Linked DNA regions of Homo sapiens: region 2 is linked to region 1. The links are chromatin contacts, found by Hi-C or POLR2A ChIA-PET in ENCODE. All regions are on one chromosome and are shown on one strand. Each heading gives the region's core, a stretch centred on a gene start or an enhancer-like site at or near the end of the contact. The rest is flanking DNA. Distances are from core to core; before and after follow the strand shown. Region 1 overlaps LOC105378017 (a long non-coding RNA gene). Region 2 overlaps IL22RA2 (interleukin 22 receptor subunit alpha 2).

Region 1 (5,966 bases), core at 1,315-3,814:
CGATCAGGAAAGCAAGCCCACATTTTCAAATGGCTTAATGAATAGGAGCAGCAACAATTAAAAAGAAGTACTGAAAGAGAGGTGAAGAGAGGAGGTGAGTAAGGGCAACTGAAGAACAGGTAATAGAGGTAGTGTCTCCAGAATGCACAAAAGAGGAGATTTAAGCAATGATGGTCTGTTTATCAGTTAATGTCCATCAGCCTCAGACCAGCAAAATGATCAAGAGGACCCAATTACCTAAATCAGACATTTTAAAACATAGGCATGTGCCTCTCAAACATTTTGAGTGCCTACTATGTTCAAGACACTGGACTAGGTGCTAGTTTAATGCAAGATGAAAGAGAGATGATTTCTGCTGCCCAGAAATTTATAGTCTGTATAGGAGCAGGGTGAAGTTGGTCAATAATAAAAATCATTGTACTATAGTCAAGATCTCACGAAGAGCTGTCTGCATAGTTCTATGTAGAGAAATAAGAAACTGGTCATTTAGAAGGATGTTTAGGTTATTTTTTATTATTATTATTATTATTATTATCATTATTATTATTATTTTAGAGACAGGCATTCACTATGTTGCTCCGGCTGTACTCAAAATCCTGGACTTAAGCCATCCTCCCTCTCAGCATCCCAAGTAGCTGGGATTACAGACAGGAGCCACCACGCACAGCAATGTTCAGGTTATTGTTTTCCAGGACTGTCTGGGCCAAGGATGCTATTCGTTCCTCTTCTCTTCTAGAAGATTCTATTTCTCTCTCAAGGTTTATTTCTCTGAAGAGGTTCCTAAATCTTCTTTCACCCCAGCTCTTAATAAAGGCCTAATCAATGAATAAATGAATGAATGAATGAATGAGGAAATTGAATGTTTATGTGACAATTCAGGCCCCAAAAGTTTGCATAATCAAATATAAGAAAAAATCCTGCCTTGCAAAGAAAGTCTTTGTGTCTCTTCTTCCTGCACCAAAAAAAAAAAGTTTAATAATATGCTTTTGTTTTACAAATAGTAAATTTAGACATTTCCTTGAAAGAAAACTGAGTGATATCTATGCAAGCAAAAAAAAAGAGACAGAGAAAAGTGGATACTACACTGAATAGAAAATTGAAAGGCTAGTTTTAATCCTAGCTTGCTACCATCTAACTGGATAAACTTAGACAATTTGAACTAATATTTCCTCCCTGTTTCAACTAGTAGAAAATGTATTAATTAGCAACTTTTTTTTCCGTGGGGCGTGGTAGAGAGAAAAAAAGTAAAAGTCAATTCACAATGATCAGAAATGAAAAAAATAATGAAAATTAAAAAAAAACTTTAGGCACTTTATTACATGTTTGGGTTTAGTGTACCTAGTGTATGCAATATTACTTCATTTTCAAAATTATTCCAACATGCATTGTTCTTGTACTGCAGATGAAGAGTCTGAAATCTAACGTTGTTTGTAGTTACATATTCCCCCAAAGTGGCCAAACTAGCAAAGTAGAGCTATGACATATATATGAGATCTATTCACATAAAAATAAAATGCAAAATCCCTAAATGCAATTTTCTCATTGCATGAGAAAATGATTTGAAAGTTTTTGAGAAAGTACTATAATCAGGTTGACTTTACATATACAGTAATAACACGATGCAGAAAAAAATTATTTTCTCATGAATTTAACAAACAATTGCTAAATAAGTTATTGTGCCAAGGACTGGGGTGCAATACAGTAGAAATTGTGTCCATCCCAGGGAGTTTTCAGTGTAGTGAGAGATGTAAATAAGTAATCAGCCAATTACAATTCAGTGGGGTAAGTATTGATAGAGGGGCGGAGGATACTCTGGGAAAACATAAAATGAGTTCTGAACTCTGTGTGAAGAGTCAGGAAAGCGTTGATGGACCAGCAGAAGTGAGCCAGGTGAAATGTGGGTAGGAGTGTTCCTGAGAGGGGAAAGAAAATGAGCAGAGACCCTAACAATAGAGAAATATGACTTATGGCTTATTCTGGGGAACTAATACAGGTTTCCTGTGCCTAGAGGGTAGGGTTTCAGATGGGGAATGGAGAGGGATGAAAGTAGCAGTAGGTATAAAGGAGCCAGACTAACATGAGCTTTGAAGCCATGGTTAGGAGATTGGATTTAATTCTAAGGCTGCTAAGTATCACCTGACCTGTTTGTGAGTTAGTATGGAGGCTGAATTGGAGAGAAACACAACTGTAGGCAGGCTACCAACTGTGATAGACTCCATTACTTGTTCGCAATTGTTGGCTCCCTCCTGACTCTGAGCACACTCTCCTGTGGGTATAGTATACTGCCCTATCCTAACAACTATGAGCTTGGCCACAGGACTCACTCTGGCCAACAGAATCCTAGTGGACTTAACATATGCCACCTCCGAGCAGAAGTTTTAAGTGTATGTGATGTGGCTCTGTCCTTCCTGAGCTTCTTCCCTTGGCCATGAGACTAGTTAACCTCAAACAGGAACTGCTGCCTCAGCCTGAGCCCTGGAATGACATAAGATGTGGAGCCGAGCCAAAGTCAGGCAAGCCCGGCTAGACTCAGGCAAGCCCCACCCCTCCCAGTCAAACCTGCGGTTAACCTGCTGTCTTCATGTAACACAAACAAGAAATAAATGTTTGTTTGTTCGTTAAACAACCAAGATTTTAGAATTGGCTGTTGTCACAATAATTGCTGACTAATCAATCAGCAATTATCACAAGTGAAATGTGATAATGTGAGAAATGTGATAAATGACTGTGGTATAAATTAAATTGTGACATTAAGGTTGGGAGATTTGAGGGCTACCAAAGGAACAAAACCAAACAGGCCTTAGTAATTTATTAGAGGTAAAAGTGAAAAATATAGAGGAGCAAATCATGATATTGAGATTTCTGTCTCAGTAACTGGGGATGGGAAGCAAAGACATGTTAGAAAATTTTAAATGTTGAATTCTTTAGCAAGTACAAAGAAAATAATGGAGCATAAGTTAACACTGACAAATATTTTAATGCACATTTGTGTGATTATAATTACTAAAGTGACTATCATCCATCTCTGTTAAGCATCTAACAAGTGGAAATAAGCTTAATTTGCATGAAAAGAGGTTATTACACTCAAGAATGACACTTCTGACTAAAAAGGTTGTTAGATATTAGAATGCATTATCCATGGTATTCAAGGAATTTTCTTTTACAGGGAATATTTAGTTCCAGATTAGACATGGAATTTTCAAAATTAATTATGAAGGAAGATTTTTTTTCTAGCAGTGTGATTTTACACTACTCTTTCCTATTCTTCAATGACTTTGCTTAGGTTAATTTTATCTCTCTGGGCCTTCATTTCACCATCTGTAAAACCAAGAAATGGGACTGGATGGTTTTCAAAGCTCCTCACAGTTTGGAAACAGCGAAGCAGACCCCACCAGGACTGTACAACATTATGGAGTAAGCACATAGCCTGGATTATGAAAGGGGTCTTGGGAGGCTTAGGAAAGTTACCTGTATATACTGTCCTTTTTATATATCAATATTGATATTGCCAGAGATAGAGAGAAGACACTGTTTTTAAGCCAGGTTTTTTTTCTGATAAGGAAAAATGTTTAGTTAAAATCATTTTTGGCATAATTAAAATGTGGAAAAAAAAGGGTCAAGAAATGTAATTTTCTGTGACTTTTAAAATATGAATAGAAATCCCAAATATTTAATGCCTTAATCCTTGCTCTATGTGTCAACATAATTAGACTTTACAGTTTGACCTAAGTAGCTACACTTTGCCTTGGAAAAAATATTAGGATAAGCAATATCTATATATGCCTTTAGACCTAACGCAGCATAAAATATGATAAGTAATACTCATAATTATTGGATTTGACAAGTGGGCTGTTTTTACAGCTATGTGACTTCTAAATAACTAGATGCTTTAAGTACAGTTTAACGTTATTAAATGAGATTTTATTTACAAAATGTCTGGCACATAATAAACAATTAAAAAAACCATGTGTCATTAGCACTCTCAGGTCAGGCCTATTGTGGAGCATCTGTAAATGCAGGTGGTGCTAAGTCTGATCACAAAATAACTGAAATCACAGATTACCAATCAGTTAACAACACTTATTGGGTACAGAGTCCTGCAAATTCAGACACTGTTATGCAGAAAGGAAGGAAGTTCATGTTAGAAAATAGACTAAGCTATATGAGACCCAAGAGGAAGTTAGGCTATAAAATGGAAACACACACACACACACACACGACGGTTTCTGATCACGGAGTTCCTCAAATTTTAAAAATAAATAAGAACATGCTGACTTTTCATCTACCCGCCAAAGATAAAGCTAAAATACATAAAGACAGGTAGTCTAAAATGCAAGGGTCACAGGACAAAAGGTCTGTACCCATGAAGTATGGAATAATTTCTTAAACTACTAACCCAACCCAACTACCAATCATTGGTAATCTGTGATTTCAGTTATTTTGTGATCAGACTTAGCACCACCTGCATTTACAGACGCTCCACAATAGGCCGGGCCTGACAGTGCTAATGACACATTGTTTTTTTGAATGTTTATTATGCGCCAGACATTTTGTAAGCAACAGACCTCTTTATGCACTTGTAAGGGCAGAAAGATGTGACACCTTTCCTCATCCAGCACAGCTGACATTTCTATAACAAAAGACTGACTGGTTAGCAAGAGAAAAGCGTAACAAATTTATTTAATCAAAGTTTTATGTGACATGGGAAACTTCAGAGATGAAGACCTAAAGACCCTGGGAAAACCATCTATTTTTATGCTTAGGATCAATGAAGAATGGGTAGCCGTGTAGAAGTGTGATTGGACCAAAGGGTAATAGACTGAGGGCAGAACCCAGTGAGGTCTGACTGATCAGATTCTTTTTGGCCTCCCTGTGTAGCCTTCTTTCCTCCTGGATATGGGGCAGGACCCATCTGGAATGAGAATTTTCAAGGGAGAAGGGAGAGAGTGACCTTTATATGTTTTATGACTTGCTTTGGAAGAAAGAGGTTCTAGTTTCTGTGACCCACCTTGGGAAAGAGGAATTCTGGTTTCTATGACTCGCTTTGTGGTAGAAAGAGGGGCAACAGATAGGAGGACGGGAGAGGAGCAGAAGGACCGTGCCTCTCAGTCTTTCAATCTCCTTTAGTTCAAAGTACTCAGCATGCCAAGGTGCCTTACTTTGGGGTATCATATTGTCAGCCCCAATACCCTCATGACTATCAAAGAGTTTTACAGAAGACTTTTACTAGTCTCAGAATTAGTAGGGAACAATCTTTTTGAGCTAAAAGATGGCCAATATGTAACTTTGCACATAGTAGGCACTCAGATGTTTTGAATGATAAATTGTTAGGGTTAAAAACCATTAACTCTGTAAAGGAAAATTAAGTATTGCTGTATCTATTTGGCCCAACATATCCTCCATGAACTAATTAGAGTAATGACTATTTGCAGACATTTCCACACAGGTAATTATTTGTAAGCAAGTTAACATTTTTTTAGAGGGGAGGGAAAAATTCAAATAATAGTTATTTCAGATATTATTCTCAGTTTTATGATATGAAATACTGGTCTTAGTATATGTACCAATAATGTACATATATGTATAATAATACCAAAAACTTACAGTACATATATGTGCCAGATACCATTATAAGCACAACTATACATGTGTATACATTCATTTAATTCTCACAAAAACCCTATCAGGTAAGTCCTATTATCCCCATGTTACAAAAGAGAACACTGAGGCTTAGAAAGGTTAAGTAACTTACTTCGGATCACACAGCTAGTAAATGATAAAGACAGAATTCAGATGAGATCAGGCACATTCAGGGTGGTATGGCTGTAGACATAAAGCCAGAATTCAAACATGGGCAGTGTATCTTCATTATCTGTGCTCTTAACCCAAATGTTATGGTGTTCCTCCAGTAAACTAACTAAGATGTATTTCATTCCAGTATCTCTCACAAGACTGGAATTTCCACC
Region 2 (5,966 bases), core at 1,743-4,242, 150 kb after region 1:
CTCAGAAACACTACCCCCCAGCAGGGTCTTGGGCAGTTTTCCTCATTAGCATGACCATTTCATCTGAGGGATTATGCTTGGATACTTGGAGCCAGGATGCAGGCAGGTAAATACAGCCATTCAGGAGTGGGACAGCAAAGGCAGACCTACCTGGAAGCAGGACCCAGAGATTGAGCAAGAACCTGCGAAAGGAGGGACTGAGTGCTGGGCTGAGGTCCTGGAGCCCAGAAGTGGTCACTAGCAAATTTTGCTTGAGTAGTACCAATATAGTGATTCCTAAGAAGATGGTTGGTGGTCTTAGTGTGGGTCTTTCATCTCAGTCATTATATTCCATCACTATTTGGGAACAAAATAAGAGCAATATTTTTTTTAATGCAATTTACTTCCCCCACAGCCTGGGAAATAGGGTGGGAAGGTATCACGTACATGTTTATGATCTGGAACTCATTATTCTGAGACTTTAGCGTGCATCAAAATCATTGCATTGAAGATTCAAAATGTTGATTTCTGGGCTCCACCTCTACTATCTGCACTTAGAGCAACTACTTTAGGGAATCCTGATGCAGGTATTCCACTGAAAACTACTGCTGGGAACAGCAGTGCTCCAAGCAACGTTCAATGTTCTTCCTTCTCTTATTATCTTAGGAACTCAGTCAACGCATGAGTCTCTGAAGCCTCAGAGGGTACAATTTCAGTCCCGAAATTTTCACAACATTTTGCAATGGCAGCCTGGGAGGGCACTTACTGGCAACAGCAGTGTCTATTTTGTGCAGTACAAAATGTAAGTAAATTGAGCCTCCTTCAGCTGATAGAGATGGCACTGGGATAACATGTTCTAGAATGCAATGGAGTGTTAGGATCCGAGCTTTTTTTCAGTTTCAGAGGGGTTGAGAAGAAGCCAAGGTCAGGATAACAGTGACTTGTCTCCCCTGAAGGCTGCCTGGGGACTCAAAATGCATGATGGTATGCAGTGCACTGGGCAGATACTTCAGCCCTAGACCTGCACCAAGACCTCACAGGCTCAGCCTTTGCCTCCATGGAGGAGCCTGGCACATGGTGGGTTCTCAATATAGATTTGTCAGGCGAATGTTGGAAGCAACTTATTAGCACATAGCGAGTACTCAGTGAGTGAAACTATCGGTAGTTGAAAAAGAAGTTGTGGCAAACATGGTGGTGAGTGTGTAAAATAAGGTTTTAATTTAAAAGTCACTTTCAGAGTGGATTTACTATTTAGAAAATTCCTTTCAAAAACTAATGACTCTCGTAAGCATGAACACAAACTGGAACACGCTGCTGCATGTTCCTCTCGTGTGATCCTCAGGCTACTCCTGCTGGATCATTGCCAAAACTCAGATATAATCTACTCCTTTCCTGGCTCAAGGCTTGGAAACAAACACTCTTGACTTGAAAATGTCAGGTTTTTCCACTCATATATTTCTGGGGGGGTGAGGGGGGTTGAGGCTCAATCCTGTCTCCTGACAGTGAGACAGGAGATATTACAGTTTAGCTTTCATGGTTTTTCAATAGAAATTCAGGAAATCAAATGCAGCTATGGCCAAAGTAGCAATTTTTATCCCATAAATTCATCCATGTCTCTCCAGCATGGGGTAGGTCCTAGGTCAGATTTTCCTGCTAATTAATTTCGGAAGGAATATCCCCAGAAGCATCTCCATCTTTAACCGCTACGACTTCTCTCTACATATTTTATGTAGCGATTGTAAAATGTACAAATCTTTACAATGAAGGTTTCTCCATTACAAAAGTAGATTTGTGCATTGCTGGAGATACTTTCAGCATGCAGAAAGTAAAGATTGGTACTCTTTTTATGCTTCCCCTGGAGTAGTATAAATAGGTCAAAAGTGGACCTATTTGTGGTCCAAAGTACTAAGAAGATTAGAAACTGTTTTACCATGAATCTAATGAAGATTAAACTTCAGGACCCCAATGCAAGGATTTTATATTTATAAATCTTTTCCTAAAGAGGACTCCCAAGCTGCTATGGTTTGAGTTTGTCTCCACCAAAATTCATGTTGAAATTTGATCCTTAGTGTGGTGGTGTTGGAAGTAGGGCCTCGTAGGAGGTGTTTGGGTCATGGGGATGGAGCACTCATGAATGGCTTGGTACCATTATTGCTGCAGTTGAGTGAGTTCTCACTCTTGCAAGACTGAATTTGTCATGGAAATGTTTCTATGAGAGTGGTTGTTGTAAAGCCAGGATGCCCCTTGAGTTTGGCCTCTTCACACGATCTGTTTTCCCCATTGACCTTCTCTAGCATGTTCTCATGCAGCATGAAAAGCTCTCACCAGAAGCCAAGTGGATGCTGGCAGCACATTTCTTGTAACTTCCCAGGCTGCAGAACATTGGCTAAGTACACCTCTTTTCCTTATCAATTACCTAGCCTCAGGTGTTCTGTTATAGAAACATTAAATGGACCAAGATTGTATAAATTTCAGACCCCAGAATACCTGAATCCATTCCTGTCTCTAAGGGATTTTCAACAGCACAAGACAAATTTATAATTTTGAAAACTTTCACTTTGGTGTATCCAGTTCATGGGCTATAATACTGTTATATCCCTTGCGTTTAGAATAGGATAAACAATGAGATATTATTTTAAAAGAGAAGTCTGTCATTACAGCTAAGTTCAAGACTTATTATAAATAAATAATAATTTTAAAACATCAAATTATACTCAATATATGTTGTGGTTCTGCTTTAATTGTGATGGAATGAAACTGCTGTCACCATGTAGATTACCGAGTATAGATACCGTCTATCTTCCTTATTATGTGTCTAGAAAGCTAGATTTCAAGTCTTTCAATAAATATTTTGGGAAACCTTTCTCCCCAGACTCCAATTCCTTCTCTTTTCCCCACCATCACTTTGTTACATTGGTCTGATTTATGGCAGGTAAGGAAACAAAGCGTGAATCTTCCCTTTGACTATTACACCATCCTGTGGCCTCAGGCTGAGTCAACCACTCTGCCTCTTGCCTCACTACCTTTTTTCATGGGATTCCCTCCCCCTCTCCCAACCCCTAATTACAGGGCTCCATATATAGTCCTCAATAAAAGTTCCCGTCAATTTTCAATAAAGAGATTAATCATGTATGTTGGGTAGGCAACACCTGAGATGAAAAGTGGTAGCAACTTCTCAGAAGCAGCCACATTACTCAACAGCAAGCTGATGAGAAGTGGAGAAAAACCACAAACAGCCAAAACCACAGAGCATTAAGGATGTGGAGAGTGAGTATTCAAAAATGGAAGTCAGTCCACACACCAGAAAGAACATTTTGCCAAGTATTAAAAAAAAGGTTAAAACCCTTATGTTAGTGATACAGAAAGCGTCAGGGATGTTTATCTTCCAGCAAGACAGCACTTTAGGTAATGCTGTGGTTTCTATGTGTCCCCCAAAAGTTCATGTGTTGGAAACCTGATCCCCAGTGCAGCAATGTTGAGAGGTGGGACTTTGGGGAGATGATTGGGTCATGAGGATTCTGCCCCCATGAATGGATTCATCCATTGATGGATTAACGAATTAATGTGTTATTGAGGAAGTGGGCTAGTTATCAAAAAAGTTGGTCTGTTTTATATATATTTTATATTTTATATATATATGTATATATATGTATATGCCATCTCTCTTGAATCCCTGTGAAGTCCTCTGTCACCTTAAGTCTCTGCAGAGAGTCCCCACCAGCAAGAAGGCCCTCACCAGATGTGGCTCTTATGGCTCTTAGACATTAGACTTCCTAGCCTCCAAAACTGTAAGAAATAAATTCCTTTTCTTTATAAATTACCCAGTCTCGGGTATTCAGTTATAGCAACAGAAAATGGACTGAAACAGTTAATAAGAAGGAATTTTTTTAAAGATTCTGAAGAGGAGCCATAAGCTATCATGGTGGTATTGCTACTAGAATCAGGTATAAAAAATTATTAGTCTGAAAATACTGAAGACTCCTTGAGTGGAGAAAAGAAACTCAGATCTTTGCCTTTTCCCTGCTACAGATATGGACAGAGACAATGGAAAAATAAAGAAGACTGTTGGGGTACTCAAGAACTCTCTTGTGACCTTACCAGTGAAACCTCAGACATACAGGAACCTTATTACGGGAGGGTGAGGGCGGCCTCGGCTGGGAGCTACTCAGAATGGAGCATGACGCCGCGGTTCACTCCCTGGTGGGAAAGTGAGTTCCATGGAGTTTCTTTGCCCTTGTTCTTCCTGCTTTTGGACAGCCCTCCCGGAGCACGGCTAGTGACTAGGCCTTGTGCTTTGCTGAGGTCTCTACATCATTATCTCTTTTGGTCTAATTGTCAGAACAACTCTAGGAGATAGCTTTTATTATCCTAATTTTCTAGTCCAGAACATCAAGATGTAGAGGCTTTAGTCATTGCTCCAATCTCGCAATCTGTATTATCCAAGTCAGGGTTCAAATTTGCTATATCTGACTGCAGAGCCTCCACTCCATCAATTTGTCACCTTGTGTGTGTGTGTGTGTGTGTGTGTTTGTGTGTGACAGGGTCTCGCTTTGTCACCCAGGCTGGAGTGCAGTGGCACGATCTTGGCTCACTGCAACCTCTGCATCCCGGGTTCAAGCGATTCTCCGGCCTCTGCCTCCCGAGTAGCTAGGATTACAAGTGTGTGCCACCACCCTTGGCTAATTTTTGTATTTTTAGTAGAGACGGGGTTTCATCATATTGGCCAGGCTGGTTTCAAACTCCTGACCTCAGGTGATCTGCCCCCTTTGGCCTCCCAAAGTGCTGGGATTATGGGTGTGAGCCACCATGCCCAGCCCCTAAAAAAGTATTTTTAGACAGCAGAATTTGTCATAGTGCCTAGTCCTTCCCCAAACACGAGGGTTAAGTTCATGAAAATACTGATTACAGGAATTTTCTGTTGAGGAAATTAAGACTTTTAGTCACCTCCCCAAAAAGGCAGACCAAAAGTGCTTTCTCAGTATCCATCCTGAAGGATATTTATTCCTTTTTTAGTTTAGTCACAACCATAGAATAATATAATCTAAGACATAGGTGTTAAAATTAACCATTACCAACAGACATTGGATAAAATAGTAGAGAGAGAGAGAGAAGGGGTTTAATGTATAGATATAAAGATGTGCATAAATAGAACAAGAAAAAAAAAAGATATTTACCACAGTCCTCATAATTGCAACAAGTCAACTAGTCATGAAGCTGTAGTTAATATTTATGACTTCTTCCTTCATTATAAACTCAACATTCACTTTCTTTCCAGCCAGCACTTCAGCTCTTTATCCACGAGGAGTTTGAGTCCTTTTGGTGTTTCCTGTCTCCGCTTGACCTAACCTTACATTAATTTTTATCACTGAATAGAGAAGCTCTAAGAGGCACACCAGAGGATACCAAGAATTCTTCCACCTGACCCCATTGTATTTATAACTATATTATGCCTTGAAAATCAGAATGAATCACCCTAGACAATATAAGAACCTCATTTTCTTTTTGTTAGTTAAATGGCATGAGGCGCTCCAAATGGTCAGGAGAGAGCCTCGACTTCCAATTTTTGGAAACCATTTTTGTTATAAACCAGAAGAATTCAAGGCCAAGCATATGGGAAACAAAAACATGTCATAAGTTGTTCACTATGGGTAACAGTCAGAGTTGCCCCTCCCACTTCTACTTCTTGTATCCTAGACCAGTGAATTCTGTCTGTGGAAGAAATAGCACCATATATTGGCCCTAGGCTTAGTGAAGCATTTACCAATTGGAGCATTTACCAATTCATATGCCAATTCACAAGACGTCTCTCAAACTGAGTTTTCAATTATCCATTTCACCTTCCTATAAAGTCATGGATTTCTGAGCGACAAATATATGATATATATTTGTCCTATGGGTCTTGAGACCTTGCTTCACTCCTTTCACATTAACTTAAGTTCTTTGTCATAAGCAATGTATTGTGGAGTACTATGCTCATGAACAAGGCA

Evidence for each region. Hi-C counts contacts between places; a loop is a spot of excess contacts on that map. ChIA-PET counts read pairs that join two places held with the same protein, here RNA polymerase II (POLR2A). Pooled maps may share reads with other maps.
Region 2: a loop to region 1 is called in a map of MCF 10A, with 5 times the contacts of the local background. The contact joins two enhancer-like sites. A Hi-C loop is called at or near these places in 12 of 168 maps with a recorded cell type or tissue (B cell, CD14-positive monocyte, CD4-positive, alpha-beta memory T cell and 7 more), 27 of 37 single-sample maps with no recorded cell type and 15 of 50 pooled maps. POLR2A ChIA-PET finds 5 or more read pairs at or near these places in 3 of 52 experiments (B cell, GM12878 and activated CD4-positive, alpha-beta T cell).

Annotation. Positions count from the first base shown.
Region 1 is chr6:137,305,874-137,311,839 of GRCh38, reverse strand. LOC105378017 (a long non-coding RNA gene) reads left to right here. Exons shown (of 3, transcript XR_943043.1): 2 at 3,284-3,414; 3 at 5,939-5,966. Among named protein-coding and RNA genes, the nearest start is that of IFNGR1, 89 kb to the right of the region's middle. Within about 2 kb of position 2,564, at least 2 of the 41 ENCODE cell types and tissues checked have a DNase peak (open chromatin) inside an H3K27ac peak, as active enhancers do.
Region 2 is chr6:137,153,162-137,159,127 of GRCh38, reverse strand. IL22RA2 (interleukin 22 receptor subunit alpha 2) reads left to right here. Exons shown (of 7, transcript NM_052962.3): 3 at 646-781; 4 at 2,274-2,369; 5 at 4,009-4,187. Among named protein-coding and RNA genes, the nearest start is that of IL22RA2, 17 kb to the left of the region's middle. Within about 2 kb of position 2,992, at least 3 of the 41 ENCODE cell types and tissues checked have a DNase peak (open chromatin) inside an H3K27ac peak, as active enhancers do.